2 separate regions of the Homo sapiens genome follow, and region 2 is linked to region 1. Evidence: chromatin loops called from intact Hi-C (ENCODE). Cell type or tissue: Calu3. All regions are shown on one strand. Each heading gives the region's core, and the rest is flanking DNA. Links, peaks and the distances in the headings are about the cores only.

Region 1 (8,807 bases), core at 582-8,581:
ACCCTGCCTCCAACAGACCACCAACTTCCGGGAGCCTGTGACTCTGGACTTCCTGGATGCGGAGCTAGAGGATGAGAACAAGGAAGAGGTAAGGAGAGGAGGAGAACAGGGGTGGGGGACAGAGCAGAGGAGTGTAGGGGCCCTGCCCCTCACATCTCTGGCCCTTCCAGATCCGTCGGAGCATGATTGATGGCAACAAGGGCCACAAGCAGATCAGAACGTTGGTCAAGTCCCTGGATGAGGTAAGGAGGCAGGGCTGGGGGCCAGGGAGTCAGGGTGGGCACCCTTCTACCCCAGCGCCCCCTGCCTGCTAGCCCAAGTACCTGACCCAGCCTCCTCTCCCAGAGGTACATAGATGAGGTGACACGGAACTACACCTGGGTGCCTATAAGGAGCACTAACTACAGGTAAGTGAGGCCAGGGCTGGGCGGGCAGAGAGGGTGGGGTGGCCCCAGAATCTGAGCCCAGCTGTCCCCTCCCTCTCCCACTGTGACCACCATCCCAGTGGGGCACCAGTGGCCAGGGCTGCTCACTACTCACCCTGAGATGCTTAGTCTGCCAAGAGACTCCCTGGCTTTTAAGGAACAAGCAGCAGGTCTGAGAGCACAGCACAGTCATCCAAAGTCTCCTCATCCCAGGATACTGCCCTTGGCATGCTGTCAGCCTGCCTCACAGTCTCAGGGCAGAGGAGGTCCCTTGTGTGTCAGGCTGGGTCAGTGCAGGCTGACCTCTGCCTGCCCCACACAGCTAGTCCATCCTGAAATGCCGGGGCATCCTCACAGCCCATGCCAGCCCACAACTGCCACCCCCTGCCCCCACCATATCTGCGCCAGCCCTGCTTTCTGCTGGCTTTGAGTATCTGGGGGCTGGTGACCCCACTCCCACGGCAACACTGGCATTGCAGCCAGCTCACGGCAGCGTCTGCCCCTTGTGGGTCAGAGGGAGGTTGGCTGGGCAGGGGGCTGTTGTGAGAGGCTGCTGGGAGGGGAGATGGTGTGGGGATTTGCTTTGGGGCTGGTTGCCCGGTGGCCCCCAGGAGAGTTTGAGAAGTGGAGAGCCTCCAGGGTGCCGGCCCCTAGACCATGAACCTCCTGCAGCTAAGCGGGGAGAGGGGTCCCTGGTGGTGGGAGGAGGGGATGCTGCAGCTGGGGCCTCTGCCCAGCTCCAAGGCCATGGGGAGGGGGTGCCAGTGTGGCCCGCCTCCCCCCAGCCGTGACCCGAGCTTCTCCCCCCTCAGCCTGGGGCTGGTGCTCCCACCCTACAGCACCTTCTACCTCCAAGCCAATCTCAGTGACCAGATCCTGCAGGTCAAGTGTAAGTGGCCCGGCCCCTGCCTGCGCCCTGCACCCTGCCTCTGCCCCGCACCCTGGCCGGCCCCAGGCAGCATAGCCAGCGCCGCTTGCCGGCGAGGCAGTCCCTCCTGCCCAGTCTGCCCACCCTCAGGTGCCCGCAGGCTGGGGCACCTCGAAAGTCTGTGGAAATCTGCATGCTTGCCTTTTCTCAGATTCGGTTCCAGACCATTCTTTCATGGTTTCTGTTGAGGTTGCTGTTTTTGGTTTCTCCTACTCCGTGTCTTCCCTCCTTAGCCTGCCTGCCCCACACACTCCTGGGGGCTGCATTCTTGGAAGACACCCCCTCCCCTTACCTTCCCCCTCCCCTCCCCACCCACCTCCACTCCCCTTCCCCTCCCCTCCCCTTCCCCCTCCTCCTCCCCCTACCCTCCCCTTTCTCCTCCCCCTCCTCCTGTCCCTCTCCTCTCCCCTTTCCCCTCCCCTTCCCTTTCCCCTTTTCCTTCCCCCTCCCCTTCCCCCCACCCTCACCATCCCCCCTCCCCTCACCTTCCCCCCTCCCCTTTCCTCCCTCCACCTCCTCTCCCTTCCCTTCACCTATTCCCCCTCCCTTCAATTCCTTCCTCCTTCCCCTTACCTCCTCCCCAATCCCACCTCCCCTCTCCTCCTCCCCCTCCCCTCCTCCCTCTCCCTTCCTCCCCTTCTCCTCCCCCTCTTTCCCCTCCCCTCCTCTCCCTCCAGTCCTTCCCCTCCCCTCCTCCCCCCTCCCCTCCCCCCTTTTCCCTTCCCCTCCCCTCTTTCTCCCTCCCCTCCCCTCTTTCCTCTCTCTTCCTGTTCAGCTCTCTACCCCTGTGGTGCCCCCTTCCCATGGTGCCTCTCTCTCTCTCTGCCCCCTCCTCTCCATTCTTTCCTCATCCATCCTCACTCAGTTCCCACTTACCCTCTCATCCTTCTCCTCTCACTTCCTACCTCTCTCCCCTCTGCATCCAACCTCCCTCCCTTACGCACTGTCCTCTCTTCTTCCCTCTCTCCCTCCTCTTCTCCCTGCATCTCCTCTATCTCCCTCTTTCTCCTGCTCACCTCCTCCATCTCTCTCTCTCACTCTCCCTCCCTCCCGCTCTCCCCACCCCAGCACCCCCCCCCCTTCAGTCCCACTCCCCACACTCCCTCCGCTCTGCCCCCTGGCTCCCTCCTCACCTTCTTTCTTCCCTCCTTCATTCCCCATCCCCCTCCTCCCTCCCCCTCCCTGCTTTCTCCCTGGCCCCCCTCCTTCCTCCCCTGCCTCTCCCACTCCTCTGCCTGTGGCTCACCCCTGCATGCCCTGCTCATCCTGGGCCTCTCCTGAGAGAGTCTCTAGAGCCTGTGGCCCTGCCTGCCCACCACGCCCGAGGTCACTGGGAGGGAGGCTGGGGCTCCGGCCCCACCGGGCGCCCCCCACCTGCCTGGCCGACTGGGGGCTCATCTCCTTTGAGTTTTCTTGCTCTCTCTTTCTCTCTCATGTCGTTTTTTGCAAGAAGTTTCCTTTCGGTATGATGATGAGACACAATATTTTCATTCAAACAGCCATTGAATAAAATATTGTTTGTGCCCCTCCCCTTTCCCTCCCCCTTTTCGTTTGTTTTTGTGTTTGTGTTGTTTTTGTTTTCCTCGCTTTCTCTCTTGGTGGACTGTCCCAGTGCCAATCAGCAAACTGAAGGGCAAGTATATTCAGAACCAGTGCACCCTCCTCTTCCCACCCCTCCCATCCTCACGCCCCTGCTTGCCCCCCTCCCTGCCCAGGACCAGCCAAACCCCTGCTCTCCAGGGCCCCCTCCCAGCTTCCCCTTGGCTCCTCTAGTTCTTGCCTTTCCTCTGATTCCTAAGCCCCTATGAGAGCCAGTGGCCTGTGCCCCTGGCCCTGCCTGCAGGGTGTTCTCCGGCGTGTTCTCAGGGCCCACAACCCTTTCCTTGGACCCCTCACTCTCTCTGGGGAGGCCCCTGCCTCCCCCACCTTCTCTGTCCCTCTAAGACAACTCAACAGTAGGGACAGTCTGGACGCTTCTCCACCACCTCCCACTCAGCAGGGCTGGAGGCCTGAGATGCAGGGGGTAGATCAGCCCCTAGTGGGGCTCATGTGAAGCTGTGGGAAGGGGCCAGCCCACAAGGCCTACTCTGAGGTAGCTCTCCCTCCTCTGATCTCTGGCAGTAGCTTCAGAAGCTGGCAGCCCTCCAAGAAGGGAGGCAGAAGGCTCAGAAGCCTCACGCCCTGATGCTGGGGCCAAAGGGCAGCATAGGGCAGGCCCCAGCCATTGAAGAGCAGGGCTGACCCGCGCCTCCTGGGCACTGACACAGGTGCTGATGTCCCCGTGTCCTGCCGGCCCGCTGCTTCCAGAGGCTTTGCTGAGCCCCGGGGTGGCTTGGCAGTATGGAAAAGGTGTTTCCCTGGGGAAATAAAACCAGATTTGGGGACCAGGGGCCTGGACAGGGATGGAATGGGATCTGTTTAGACCCCAAGAGCCAGCAAAGGTGTTTGGAGGAAATCAGGCTGGGTATGAAAGGAAGGGTTCTGGCACACTGGGGTGCCTAAGCCAAGGAGACTTCTGGAAGAGTGGGTAGTGAACCCCTAGACCCTGGCAGAGAGTAAGGGGAGTGAGAGAGGACAGCATTACAAAGGTCTCAGAGAGCCACCTCTCCCAGGGAATCCCTGGGCAGATGGGGCATGGAGAGCCACAAGAGGATGTCCCCATGACCTGGAAGCAGGGGCACCCAAGAAGCCCTAGGGGCCCTGTCCAGCCTAGTCCAGCAAAGGGGATAAAGGGATCAGAGCCACCTCCAGTGGCCAGGGCGGGGGTGGGGGATGTGCCCTACTCCCACTGGCTTGAGTTGTCTTTTTCTCCCCACCCCCGCACATCCCACCCAGTGACCCCAGAAATGCAGGGCCCTAGTAACAATGACAACATAGCATAGTCTCCTTCCCTGCTCCTTCGCCCTCCTTTTTCTTTTTCCTCCTTCTCCTCTTCCCCCCAACCCCTTCCCCATCGGCTTGTGTCCAAACCCTGCCTCACAGTCCTATCAGAAAGGAACAGTCCAACCAGTGACTGCCCAGCCCCTCCAAGCACCCCAAGTGCCCCCTTCCCCAGAATCTTGCAGTGCATTGTGGGAGTATTTGGTATCAGGGACAATCTGTCTTCTATACAATTAAAGCCCTGGGAGCAAAAGAGAGCTCAGAAGTGGAGACAGGCTAAGAAGGTGGACCACCCACAGTGAGACAGGCCAAGAGCAGAGGGACCCCTCCCAGGTGCAGACCAGCAAGGTGGCCAGTCCAGCTGGGCAGGGAGAGGCCACAGAGGAGCCCCAGCGGCCACATCCTCAGGTTCACTCTCAAACCCATACAGAGATACTCACACTTAGGCACACACACACACACACACACACATGCATGCTCACTCACCCACACATGCACAGCTCATAAGCCCAGGGCACAGGCCCAACTGGGGATGCCTCAACAGCAGCCCTATGCCCTCTCTGGAGCCCTAGCATCCCCCATGGCTGCCTGGAGCCCAGACAGGTTTTAGGAAGGGTGGAGACCCAGCCCGTCTCCACGCCCTTAGCCAAGGGAAGCAGGTACAGTTTCCAGCAGCACCCCTGTCCTCCTTCCAGCTCCTCAGACTTTCTTCCCACACTGTGGGAACACTCCTTGGCACTTTGAGGGTCTCCCTTCACCTCCTAGCCCAGGGAGGACCACCAGCCCCGACAATGCACTGCAGTGAACCCTCAGCTGCCCCGACCCGTCTCTGGTTGGACTGTTTGTGCCCGTGAGAAACCCCCTCGGTTTGGCCATGTTGATGCCTGACACAGAACAAAAGCAAGACCTACCAAAACGCAAACAGCTGCGGCAAAGAAAGAGAGAGAAAAATCCGCAGCCAAAAGCCAATTCCCTTCCTCAAAGTCTCTTTGGAGGCAAAGGAAGCTCAGCATGCGGTTTTTTCCATTATGGATGTGATAAGAGCGAGACTGGCGCCTCCCCCAGACCATGCATATATATAGCAGTGTGTGTATATATATGTGTGTGTGTGTGTCCGTGTATATGTGCTATACAGCCGTATGGAAGCATATACAGCCACGCCAAGGGACTCACTGCCGACAGAGGACCAGGCCCGGGCAACATATTGGCTATAACTGCCCTCCTCCTGCGATGCTGTAGTCTCCACAGGCCCTCCACCCTCCCTGCCCGTCCCTTCTCTCTGGCTCCTGGACGTGGAAATGGCGGGTTTCCTCTTTGCTGGTGTCTCCCCCTCCCTCCAGCCCCCCTCTCCCCTGTCCTTCCAGCCCCGTCAGCTCTGAGCCCCCCGGCCTCCAGCCTCCCCAGCCCCCGCCGGATAACCCCCCGTTTCTGTTGCAGATTTTGAGTTCCTGCTCCCCAGCAGCTTTGAGTCTGAAGGACACGTTTTCATTGCTCCCAGGTAGCTTGCGTGTGGCCTTGCTGAGGTGTCCTCCCCTACCCTGACCGCCCCGGCCCCACCTCCTGCACTGCTGCCTGGAGCTCTGTGTGTCTGTGTCCTGTGCAGTGTCATCCCCCGGCCCCCATACATCGCCCGGTATGCGCGGCTGTGTGCATACCCAGGCCATGTACCGCACCAGGCAGCAGTGGCCAGCTGCCTCACGGCCCTAGCTCCCACCAGGCCGGGGCAGGAGGGCTCCAGACTCATCTGCTGACTTTCCCTGCCCTCCCAGGCAACCAGGCAGGAGCCCTTTCCGCCCTGGGGTGGCTGTCTGTGGCATGCCCACCCCTCGCCAGGCAGCTGCTGCTCTGGTTTGTGGTGTCCTGCCCATCCCCCCAACCCCGCACCCCATCGTTGTCCTGTGTCAGTCGGTGTTCGTGTGGGTCTGGGGGCCGAGCCAGCCAGAGCCCCTGTCGGCAGTGCCGGGTCTAGGCGTGGTACTTCACTTGGGGGGTTGGGGGAGGAGAGTGGGGGCTTTGAGGAGCTGCTCCATCAGATGAGGAGACGGGGCCCCGAGCAAGCCCAGGCCTGGACCATCCCGGAGTGCACGCTCAGTGTGCACACACACGTTCTCATGTACACACCGTCTGCCTTTGGCCCATGTCTGGGGAGGCCGGGTCCCCTGGGTGCTGAAGCCCTTCCATGACCCAGGCTTGGGATGAGGGCAGGTGGGTGGATGCAGCTGACAAGAGACCCAGGGGCACTGGAAGGCAGCACACGGGGGCTCTGGACATGCCTCACCTTCGTGTGTGCACGTATGTGCATGCACCCAGTTTCTCTGTGACTCTCTCTGTAGATGTGTGTATTTGTGAGTCACCATGTACATATGTAAGAGTCTGAGCATAAATGTGGGGGTGGCTCTGTGTGTTAGTGAATGTGGGAAGGTGTGAAAAGACCTATGTGGCCCACATGACCCTGAGGAAGCTCTCTTGAAGGCAGGGACCCTATTCGTTTTTGTCATCTCTGTGTCTGTGGCTCAGAAGAGCTCAATAAATACGTGGAGGGTGAGTGAATGAAGTACCTCACAAATGTGCACGTGCATACTGTGTATACAGGAGAGACTGCAAGTGACTTGGTGTATCTCAAGCACAGTCGTGTGGGTGTCACCCTGGGTGTGTCCAATGTGGCCTCTAGGCACAGAGGTGCAGGCTGTACACTGCACAAAGGCCCTGGGGGCCAAGGAGAGAGTGGGGCCTGAGACCCAGTTCCATGTGCCCTTACCAAGCCATGAGCCCTACCACAGCTTGGGGAAGTGGCACACGTTCAAAAGCCCCACAGTTAGTGCCATATGGGACAATGAAGCGGTCCCTGGTGGCAGAGGTATGAATGAGGGGTCGAGCGAGAGAGAGCTCCACCTATCAGGGTAGAGGGATTGCTCCCAAGACTTCCTAGGCAGCAAGCCCCAAGCAGACCCCCTCACGCCCCACAGCCCCATGTTCTCTGGACCCAGAGCCTGAATGCAGTGAGGGTCTTGAGGGGAGGAGCATTCCAGGCAGAGGGAACAGCCAGTCGGAGGACCCACATGTTCCCACTGACTTTCTGACACCCTCTGTGCTATGATGAAAAAAGCGAGGGTCAGAGAGCGTGAGTGAGTTACCTAACGGCACACAGCCAGGAAGAGGCAGGGTGAGGTCTTAGGCTGACAAAAAGCCAGTGCTTGTACTTGGGTCCCATCTGGTGCCCATGGGAATGCTCTAGGGCATACACGTGGATGAGCAGGCCGCCAGGCATTTCCTGGGGCCTTTCAGGTGCACTATCTGGGTCCAGCTACACCGGAGAGACGGGAGGCTCTGCGGAGCCATGCCCAGGAGAAAGCAGCTGCCCGAATGGAGAAAGTAGACCCTCATTCTTGTGTCAGCTCTGCCCCGACTCAGACCCGAGCAGCCTGCCAGGCATGTAGCAGCTGCAGCCAGGAAGAACCCATGTGCCCCTCCCTGAGGCCCAGGCTTCTCAGTGAATGGCCAAGTGGGCCTGTTGGGAAGCCTTGACCCCATTGCCCTGTCCAGCCCCCCAAGCCCACTCTTCTTGCCCCTCCCCATCCCTAGAGAGTACTGCAAGGACCTGAATGCCTCAGACAACAACACCGAGTTCCTGAAAAACTTTATTGAGCTCATGGAGAAAGTGACTCCAGACTCCAAGCAGTGTGAGTGCCTGGCAGGGCAGCTGGCTCTGGGCAGTGCCCAGGCAGCATGGGGCCAGCCCAGAGGAACCCAGAGGCCGGGCAGGTGTGGAAATAAGCAGGCACAAGCTAAGGGCTGGGCCTGGGCCAGGGCCAGGTCATGGAGGAGGCTCCTGGTGGAGCCTTAAGGGTGGGGGTGAGGGTGGGCAAGGAGCTGCAAGAAGATGCCCCCACCCCCACCCCTCCCCTCCTGTTCCAGGCAACAACTTCCTTCTGCACAACCTGATCTTGGACACGGGCATCACGCAGCAGCTGGTAGAGCGTGTGTGGAGGGACCAGGATCTCAACACGTAGGCATCACCCAGCCTGTGGGGGCAGAAGGCTAGGATGGGCCCAGAGGCCCTGGACCTGCCCAGCAGAAGGCAGGCCTGTGACCCCACCCCCCTGCTACCCCCAGGTACAGCCTACTGGCCGTGTTCGCTGCCACAGACGGTGGCATCACCCGAGTCTTCCCCAACAAGTAAGTGACCTATCCCACTACCCAAACCCTGCCCCTGCCAGGGAACCTGCATCTGTTCTGCCCAGAGGCCTCCTTGCATCTGTGGAGACCACTGTCCCCGACAAGCCACCCCTTACCTACCAGTCTGCCTCTTGGGTGCTCCAGGGCAGCTGAGGACTGGACAGAGAACCCTGAGCCCTTCAATGCCAGCTTCTACCGCCGCAGCCTGGATAACCACGGTTATGTCTTCAAGCCCCCACACCAGGATGGTGAGTGTCCCCGCAGTGTGCCCAGCAGCAGGCAGGGAGCCTCAGCTTCCCTGTCTGCTCAGCCAGAACTGGGCTCTGCTGTCTGAGGCCCCTCTCCAACACAAGGCTGGCTGAGGCCAGGGCAGACGTGAAAAGAGGGATAGACTGTGC
Region 2 (8,807 bases), core at 399-8,398, 57 kb before region 1:
GCCTGTCCCTATGTGACCTGGGGCCATGAAATAGGTGGAGACTGCTTCTTGGGGCCAGCTTCCCAGAGAAGGTGGACTCTGAGGACCTCCCACCCAGAGGACCCAGAGCAGGGCTCCACCCACCCTTCAGGATCTCCTGGACATGAGTGTGGGAGACAGCGGGGAGCAGGCAGAGCCACGCCTTCTGCAGGGATAGCAGCCCATTACGCTCGCCTCTCTCAGCCAGTGCATCGCGCCCCACCTTCTCACCTTTCTGAACTGGGCGTGCCTGGATGCCCTTCTCCTGCCTTTCCCTTGTTCTCCGACCCTGTCTCCACCCCACTTCCTTCCAGACCCCTCATTTGCACACTACTTCCTAGCTTTGCTGCCCCCTGTCCAGTTTACAAATGTGGGCACCCAGCCCTGAACTTGTGTTGGAACTGTCTGATAAATGCGGGAAGGGACAGCCCTCAGGCCTTTCGGCCTGCCACTCAGCCAGGCCGGCACAGCAGGGGTGCTGAGTGGTGGCAGAGACAAGACGCCTGACCCACCCTCCATGCGTGGAGCCCAGGGCCCAGCCTCCTGCCCAGCCCCTTGGGAATCACAGGGCTGGGGTCTCTTTCCAAGCCACTTCCCCCACCCCTAAAGGAACAATCAACTCCGATAGCTTGGGAGGAGCAGCCAAAGGCCTGAGGTCCTGGTCCCAACCCTCTCCCTGCACCCCCCTTGCTGGACTCTGCTATGTGAGGGAGACAGATGTCTCTCCCTTCCACTGCACCTGCAGCCCAGCCATGGCCTGGGACAGTCGGCACTAAACAGAAATTATTTTCTTTTCTTTCTTTGTTTTTTTTTTTTTTTTTTTTGAGACAGACACTCTGTCACCCAGGCTGGAGTATAGTGGTGCAGTATTGGCTCAGTGCAACCTCCATCTCCTGAGTTCAAGTGATTCTTGTGGTTTAGCCTCCCAAGTAGCTGGGATTACAGGCGCCCACCACCATGCCCAGCTAATTTATGTATTTTTAGTAGAGACAGCATTTCACTATGTTGGCTAGGCTGGTCTCAAACTCCTGACCTCAGGTAATCCACCCACCTTGGCCTCCCAAAGTGCTGGGATTACAGGCCTGAGCCACCGCATCTGGCCCAGAAATTATTTTTTATGAGAAATGATGGGGAAAGGCATGTACTGACCAGACAGATACTCACCGTGTGCTGAGTCTATCATGCATCATTCTCACAGCAACCCGGAGAAGGAAGCCCTGGCTACCTTGGCTTCACAGAGGGGGACACTGGGACTCAGAGGTGCCATGCATCAGGCCAGGATATGGCAGAGCCAAGATTTGAACTCAGGTCTCCCTGACTCTGAGCCAGCCCCTTGACTCCCCCACATTATTCCTGAGGCGTGCACTGAGCCCATAGCTCATGGCCTCCCAGCGCTCCTGGGCAGTGAACTCCTCCTGCTGCAGCACCCCTGGCTGTAGACACACGAGATGCTTCTGCCCATATCCCCAGAGGAGGGGGAGGATCACCCTTCCCCCTGCTTGGTCCTAATTGTTGAAGATGAGCTTTGGTTTTAATTATGTTTTAAATGTGCTTTTAATCAAGTCCTGGTCCCTTTCTCCTTTTTCACATTTGTTTGCAGTCTGAGTGTATATGGAGGGAGGGCTGTTGGGGGACTGGACCCCCACCCCCCACTACATTGTTCCTCTCTCCCTGGACCCCATCCAGTAATCCAATTTAAATCCTTTGCTCTGGGCTGGAATTCTAATTGGGGGCTTGCAAAGAGGGAGCTGAGCAACACAGGACGGAAGTTCATTGTCTCATCTAATCAGGGACAATCAGATGTTTGTAACGAGTTTCTCCAAGCTGCAAAGGGTGGTTGCTGGGGCCAAGAGTCAGGAGGGAGCAGGCCAGATCAGGGGCCTTGCAATGCAAGCAACCAGCATCCCCAAGTCTGGGAAACAGGCCGGGCCCTCAGCTTCAGAGACATGGAGGGGTACCTGTCTTGGAACTTTGACTACCTAGGGAGATGGGGGCCTCTGAACTAAGGCCCACTCTCTCAGAGTCTTGAGTCCTGGGAGGAATAGGGAGGTGCCTAAGTTCTTATAGCAGACTTGGACCCAAATCAGGACTCTCCTGCCCTCCCAGCTGGGTCCTAGTCTACAGCCTGGCTCTCAGGAAGACCACCCCCTCATCATTACATTCCTCCTCCATCTGTTCACCAACATCCGCCAATGGCTACTGTTTACCATGCCCTGTTCAGGGCTGGGGGTGCAGTGATGAAGGACAGGCCCGGTTTCTGCCCTTGTGGAACTCTCAGTCCAGTGCTGTCCCAGGCCTTAGTTTCTCCCCCTATGAAATAAGGACATGAGCACCCTCCCTGCCCAGCACTTCTGGTTTCACAACTCCAGGGGCGTCAACTTGTAAAGACCACAGTGTGAACAATCTCTTGAAGGTTGTGCCCCTGCAGCACCATCCTGTGCTGTGTGGCTCAGAGGAGAGGCCATGGGGGAAGGGAAGGTACTGCCCAGGATTAGGTGAGGGGTGACCCCAGTGGGAGAGATTCCAGCCTCCTCTCAGAGACACAGCCAGGGGTATCGAGGCTCAGCGGGCTTGGTTCCTAGAGAAAGGGAAGCCCAGGGCTAGGACAGCAAGGCCAGAGCAGGTTCCAGAAGGACATCAACATGGTGGCTAGAAACCTGCTTTCCGGGAGGCCCTTTTGCCTCCTTCCTCAAACAAACCAGAGGTGGTGGGAGGCCCCGCTAGGAATCTAGCACCTGGAGACACCAGCCCCAGGCTTAAGCCCAGCACCCCTCCTAACATGCCTGTGCCCCTCAGGTCCCTCCCATTGTCCTAAGGGTCAGACCTTTGCCTTAGTGCAGCATTTCTGAACCCTGGTTGCACATTGGAATTGTCTAAGGAGCTTCTAAAATTATGGCACCCAGCTTCTGCTTCAGATCAAGCGCATCAGATTCTCGGGGGGTCAGCAGGGGTGGAGGGGCGGGGCATCAGGATGTTTTAACGTGCCACAGATGATTCTGTGTAGATTCAGAGTTCAGGGATTTTTTTTTTTTTTCGAGACGGAGTCTCACTCTGTCGCCCAGCCTGGAGTGCAGTGGCATGATCTCGGCTTACTGTAAGCTCCGCCTCCCGGGTTCACGCCATTGTTCCGCCTCAGCCTCCCGAGTAGCTGGGACTACAGGTGCCTGCCACCACGCCTGGCTAATTTTTTTTTTTTTTTTTTTTTTTTTTTTGTATTTTTAGTAGAGATGGGGTTTCACCATGTTAGGATGGTCTCGATCTCCTGACCTCGTGATCCGCCCGTCTCGGCCTCCCAAAGTGCTGGGATTACTGGCGTGAGCCACCGCGCCCGGCCAGAGTTCAGGATTTTTCCCAGAAAATGGTCGAAATCTTTACTTCCCAGGATTACTGGCCTCTGAGTGCCCACCAAGTGCCGGACCTGAAATAAGCCTGCATGCTCTGTATTGCTCTGAATCCTCACACAGGTCGCTGGGTTACTCTCCTCTCTCTATTTTACGTTTTGAGGAAACTGAGCTTCAGAGAGCTTAAGCCACTTGCTCCAGGTCTCACAGCAAAACCAGGGTTTATTTATTTAGGAGACAGAGTCTTGCTCTGTCACCCAGGCTGGAGCGCAGTGGTGGGATTTCAGCTCACTGCAACCTCTGCCTCCGAAGTTCAAGCAATTCTCATGCCTCAGCCTCCCAGGTAGCCGGGATTACAGGTGTGTGTCACCATGCCTGGCTATTTTTTTGTGTTTTAGTAGAGCTGGGGTTTCGCTATGTTGCGCAGGCTGGTCTCGAACTCCTGGGCTCAGGCAACCTGCGCGCCTCGGCCTCCCAAAGTGCTAGGATTACAGGTGTGAGCCACGGCACCTGGCCAAAACCAGGGTTTAAATCCAGATAGTTGGGCTCCAGACCCCACAAATGGCTCCCCAGCCACTGCCCTCCTCTGTGCTACCATTAGTGGCCATGTGGTGTTTGCTGTCCAGAGTGGGACAGGGTCAAGGGAATAGGAGATGGGACACTGGTTTCCTCTGACAGGGGCTTGCTCTCTGATGACCTAGTGACCTTGGGCAAGTCCCTGCCCCCTCAGTTTCTTCCTTGGGCAGTGAAGACAAGACACTGAGCACCCCTCCCACACCCCCATGAGGCTCAGATGGATGGGAGGGGGCGGCATGCAGTTCTGGCCTTGGTTCTAGGGGCTCCAGTGGGCATTGTTCCCACCATTGGTGGCCTCTCTGGGGAATGAGCATCATTTAAAGAGTAAAATTAAAAACCCTTCTGCACACAGCCGCCCTGCTTTTGCTGCTAATGGCCACTTAACCCAATTAAAGTGATGCATTGTTGGCAGTGTGACCGGGTCTGTTCAGGAACTGGGCTCTGGGCTGGGCATTCAGAGGGGCAGGAGGTGTGAGCCAGGGAGGGAGTCAGGGACTGTGGGGCAGCAGACCGCTCCCTTTGTCAGGAAGGAGACCATCCTACCCAGCTCCCACCTCCTTTCTAAAGCCTTATCTAAAGCAGGGCGTCAGCCTCGGCACTGCTGACATCTTGAGCTGCATCCTGCTTTGCGGTGGGGCTGCCTTGTGCACTGTGGGATGTTCAGCAGCACCCTTGCCCTCTACCCACTAGATGCCAGCAGTACACCACTCTCCCAGTTGTCATGACCAAAAATATTTCTAAATACCGCCAAATGTTGCCTGGGGGCAAAGTTGCCCCAGTTGAGAACCACTGGCCTAACGGGACAGAGATGCAGCCATGAGAGCCACAGCAGGGAGATACTGGGGGCCTCGGAGAGGTGCAGGCAGAAGGGCCAGCAGGAGAAAGATCCCTTCAGTCCAAAGAGGTCACAGGAAGGCTGCCTGGAGGAGGCAGCAAGATGTTGGGGAAAGTTTGGCACTGAGGCAGCTGGAGGCCAGTTCAGCTGAGTCCACGGGTGCATTCACTGACGAGGGTGAGACAAACAGGTTGGCCCCTGGAGGACCAGGCCATGGATGTCGCCTACTGCCAAGGCCTGGCCTGGAACAGAACACGAGTTCTGCAAACTGGTGAACATTTGTAGAACAGTTGCCAGCGCTGTGGCTCTGGGTTGTGGCTGGGGCTCAGCCTCTGGGATCTGACTCCACACTAGGGAAGCTCTAAAAGGTGCAGTAATGGTAGATGGACAGGCAGGAAATCCTGTGGCATTGGCTGCCTCCTCCCACCCTTCTCTGGGCAATTAAAAGGTGTTTATGTGGGGCTGGCGATGGCTTCTGCCTCCCCTCCATTATGAACATTAAGAGATCTTGACCCTTCCACTCTCCTGCTCTGGAAAGGAGCCGCAGACACGTGGAGCCAATTAGGCGCACGCGTGGGCGCCAAGCGCCCAAGCAGCCTTTTCTCCCTGATTGCGGCGTTTACAGCTGATTATTCTCCCCTCACCCAAACAGTGCCGCTGCTTCCTGGCAAGTTGCCGCCCACAGGAGCCAGCTGGGGGTCCCCAGGGATGGGGGAAGCATTGGGGATTGGGAATCTGTTGGACACCCATTGTGTGGGCACCCTTGGGGCCCTCCGCCTACAGAGGGAGGCAGCCAAAGAGCTGGCTGGCAAGGAGATAAGGAAGGGACTTGGTGGTGAACGCTAGGAGAAACCAGGGAGCATGCGGTGGCAGAGCGACCACCAAGGAATGGGAGTCAGAGAGGGCTCCTTGGACGAGGTGGCCTGGATGTCTGCGGAAGGGACGGTAAACCCAAGTGTCCCTGGGGTCAGCGTGAGCCTTGGGCAAAGACGCTACCCCCAACAGCTGGACATGAGTGTGGGGACGGCCTCCCCTGCCTGCATCTCTGTCTGGCAGTCGAGAATCCTGAGACCCCTTGAAGGCCTCCAGCTGGGAGCTGGTCTCCCTGGGAAGGTCAAGGGAGACAGTGCAGGTGGGACATGGCTGGGACATGGCCAAGGGTCCTCAAGAGAAATAGTCATTCTCTTGTCTTCAGCCACCCGCCTGAGCTAGTGGTGGTCAGACAAGGGCCTGGCCCAGCCTGCCAGGCCTTGGGAAAGGTTGACTTGTGGATTTGGGGCTAAGCTTCTCTGGCCCCTGAAACTGCTCCGTGGAGCAGGCCCTTCTCCTGGGACCTCCTCCAAGATGCAGGGACCTCAGGAGGGGTCAGAAGCGCTGTGATCATTCCTGACTAGCACCTACTAGTCAAAATAAGGGTCTAGGGGGCTGGTGTGCAACACTCCTGAGGCCCACAGAGCCTGATGGGTCAGCCCCACCACCTGTACCCAGCCACCGAATTCTCCCTAGTGGCTGAAGTTCAGAGGAAGGGATTGACTGCAGGCATGTGTCGGGCCTGGAAGCTCAACACCTTGGGTGTCCTGACTGGTGTCACCCCACCTCCTGTGGGGACACCTTGGCTGAGCTGCCCCAGGCCCAGCTCTCACTGCAAGAGCCTGTCCCACCCTACGGCCTTGCTTTTGATGCCAGGTGCCTCCCCTGGGAGTGCCATGCAGCCTCCCTGGCTTTCACTTGCTCACTCAGTCATTCAGCAAACCTCTGCTGCCCCAGCCTGGCCCTAGGCCTTGTGTGATTCCAGTCTCTACTTGCTGTGGGGCAGAATGCCCGTTTTACAGATGAGAAAACAGAGTCGGAGACTAGATGTCAACCCTGGTCACTGCCTGGGTGAGGCAACGTCACAGTTCCCCTTGCTTACCCTGGCTCCTGAGCCTGTGTACCTGCCCTCCCAGAGCTCCCAGGGATTGGGAGGAAGTAGAGTGGTGCTGACTGGGGCAAAGGGGAAGGCCAGGGGAGGAAGGGAAGGTGAGAAAGCCGGGTGGAGGGCAGAGCATGAGCAAGGGCCTAGAGGCAGGACCTCGACTGGGGGTTGCTGGGGAGCAGCTGGAGAGGATGGCCAGTCCCACTCAGAGAAGGCTCCAAGTGCAGGCTGGGAGCTGTTGCCCCGAGTTTCCTTTTTAATACCCTTGCACCTCACCACCAGAGGAGAGGAATCCAGGACAGGGAGATGAGAGTCCGTTGAATGGAGAAAATGAACCCCAGGGAGGGAGATGTATGTGTCTCCACTCCCCAGAGAAGGCCTGCGTAGAGGGAGGATCCCCTGATGGTGCCCACTTCTCCGGGGGTCCCAGGTGGCGAAGGGAGCAGATGCAAAGAGGTGGAGGGAAAGGGCCTGCAGGTGCCACAGGGACAAACCAGCCTAATTTAGGATCAGAGAAGTAAGAATTTTAATTGAGTTTTAATAGTGTCTGGCCCTTCGTTCTGAAATCCTGGTGTGCGAGGCTGGGGGAGGGTAGGTGCATGTGAGGAAGGGCGAGCCGGTGGCCAGGATGATCCCTGCCCTCGGGCCCAGACTTCAAGGAGATGGGGAACAGGCTGTGGGGTCCCAATGTGCAGAGCAGCTAACATGGGACAGGCAAGTCTAAGAAGACAGCCTGGAGGAGGTAGCATTTGAGCTGAGCCTTGGAAGGCAGGTGGAATTTCCAAAGATAGAAGAAAGGAAGAAGGAAGGCATCTTAGTAGAGTTCCCAGCCTGGGCACTGGCTTAGCAGTGAGAGTGAGCAGAACTGACTCAGGCTGAATCTGCTGAGATGGGAGTACTGGGGGCTGGGAGGGGAACCTGGAAGGTTTGGCCTGGGCATCAGTTTCCACTGCAGGGGAGAGGGTGTGTGGGGGTGACAGAGGCAGGGCACAGGGTTCTACGCCTGAGTTCTGGGGTGGTAGCTGCATATCCACAAGCTTGGCCCTGTGGAAGCATGGCCCTGGGAGCGGCCAGTCACTTCTCTGGCCCCACTTTCTGTGCCTTAAAATACATAGCGAGCGATGCCTCTCTGTGGCAGTGGGTACCTGTGGGAGGTACCTTGGCTTACAGGGGTGCTGCTGGGGAAGGCCAGTGCCACAGACCCAGGTAGGGGGATAGGGTGGCAAGAAGGCCCTCGGGACCCTCCTAGACCCTCAGCTGTCTTCCCCAAGCTAACCCCTGAGGTTTCACTGGCTCCAGGTGCCATGGTGACCCGGGCAGGGGCACCTGAGGTTTTCCTGGAAGAGACTCCACCTTGACCCTGGCTCCTCCTGTCCTGGGATACTGGGTGCCTCAGGTTCCGTTGCTTCAGCTTCTGTTTACTGAGCACTGGCCCTTGCTGTGTGCTGGCATCGTAGTAGGTTACCAGGTACGGGGACAGCACGAATAGACCTGCTAGGCCCCTCCCTTGAGGAGTGCAGTCTGCTGAAGATGGCAGTGATGCATACCACAAAGGGTGGAGCCATGGGGCAAGCCCATGGGGATACTTGACCAGGCCTAGGGGACCTGGGAGGAGGGAGGATTTAGCTAGGCAAGGGAGAATAAGGGAGCAAGAAGGCCCAAGGTCCTGAGGTGGAGAGCGCGTGCGTGTGTGTTGGGGTGCATGCATGCAGTGGCAGAGGGTCTTGCCCACTGGCAGGCTCCACAGAGCACATGTGCAGATGCAGTGTGAGGCCAGTCTCCCTGGGGTACACGGGGCTCCCTGGGGTCTAGCCGAGACCCCATCCAGGGACCACATCCCACACAGTCCAGACCTTGCACTGCCCCAAAAAAGAACCTGTGGCCAAGGGTCCCTCTTAGGCAGGTGCAGCATGGCACGGGGTGCCCATGACCAGAACCAGAGCATAGAAGGTAGCCAAGAAGCAAAGCCCTCACACACCCTGTGCTGCATCCCCCACTCACACTTGAGCAGCACTGAGCCCTTGGCAAACCTCACACTCTGTGAGCCTCAGTTTCCCTACCAGTACAGTTGGAACAGGTATGGCCGCACAGATCTGTCATCAGAGTTTATGCCCAGGCTTTG

Evidence for each region. Peaks named below come from ENCODE experiments on the same cell type or tissue, not always from the same donor. Only the 100,000 strongest peaks of a DNase experiment are listed, where the experiment ranks them.
Region 2: a loop joins it to region 1, with 2.4 times the contacts of the local background. A loop is called at or near these places in 4 of 110 quality-filtered maps.

Annotation. Positions count from the first base shown.
Region 1 is chr3:50,367,244-50,376,050 of GRCh38, reverse strand. CACNA2D2 (calcium voltage-gated channel auxiliary subunit alpha2delta 2) reads left to right here. Exons shown (of 38, transcript NM_006030.4): 19 at 17-88; 20 at 171-242; 21 at 346-407; 22 at 1,238-1,314; 23 at 5,671-5,731; 24 at 7,816-7,913; 25 at 8,149-8,239; 26 at 8,347-8,409; 27 at 8,554-8,657. It overlaps LOC127898564 (CYB561D2-LOC101928965), which reads right to left. Exons shown (of 5, transcript NR_183066.1): 5 at 7,854-8,255. LOC101928965 (a long non-coding RNA gene) reads right to left here. Exons shown (of 4, transcript NR_183065.1): 3 at 8,530-8,614; 4 at 7,854-8,255. Among named protein-coding and RNA genes, the nearest start is that of TMEM115, 12 kb to the right of the region's middle. RefSeq lists enhancers at 3,357-3,526, 4,249-4,780. In Calu3, for the core only: no CTCF peak of the experiment used is centred there; a DNase peak (open chromatin) is centred at 5,270.
Region 2 is chr3:50,424,016-50,432,822 of GRCh38, reverse strand. The region is part of intron 3 of CACNA2D2 (calcium voltage-gated channel auxiliary subunit alpha2delta 2); the gene reads left to right. Among named protein-coding and RNA genes, the nearest start is that of TMEM115, 69 kb to the right of the region's middle. RefSeq lists enhancers at 1-261, 262-842, 8,357-8,807. In Calu3, for the core only: no CTCF peak of the experiment used is centred there; a DNase peak (open chromatin) is centred at 4,602.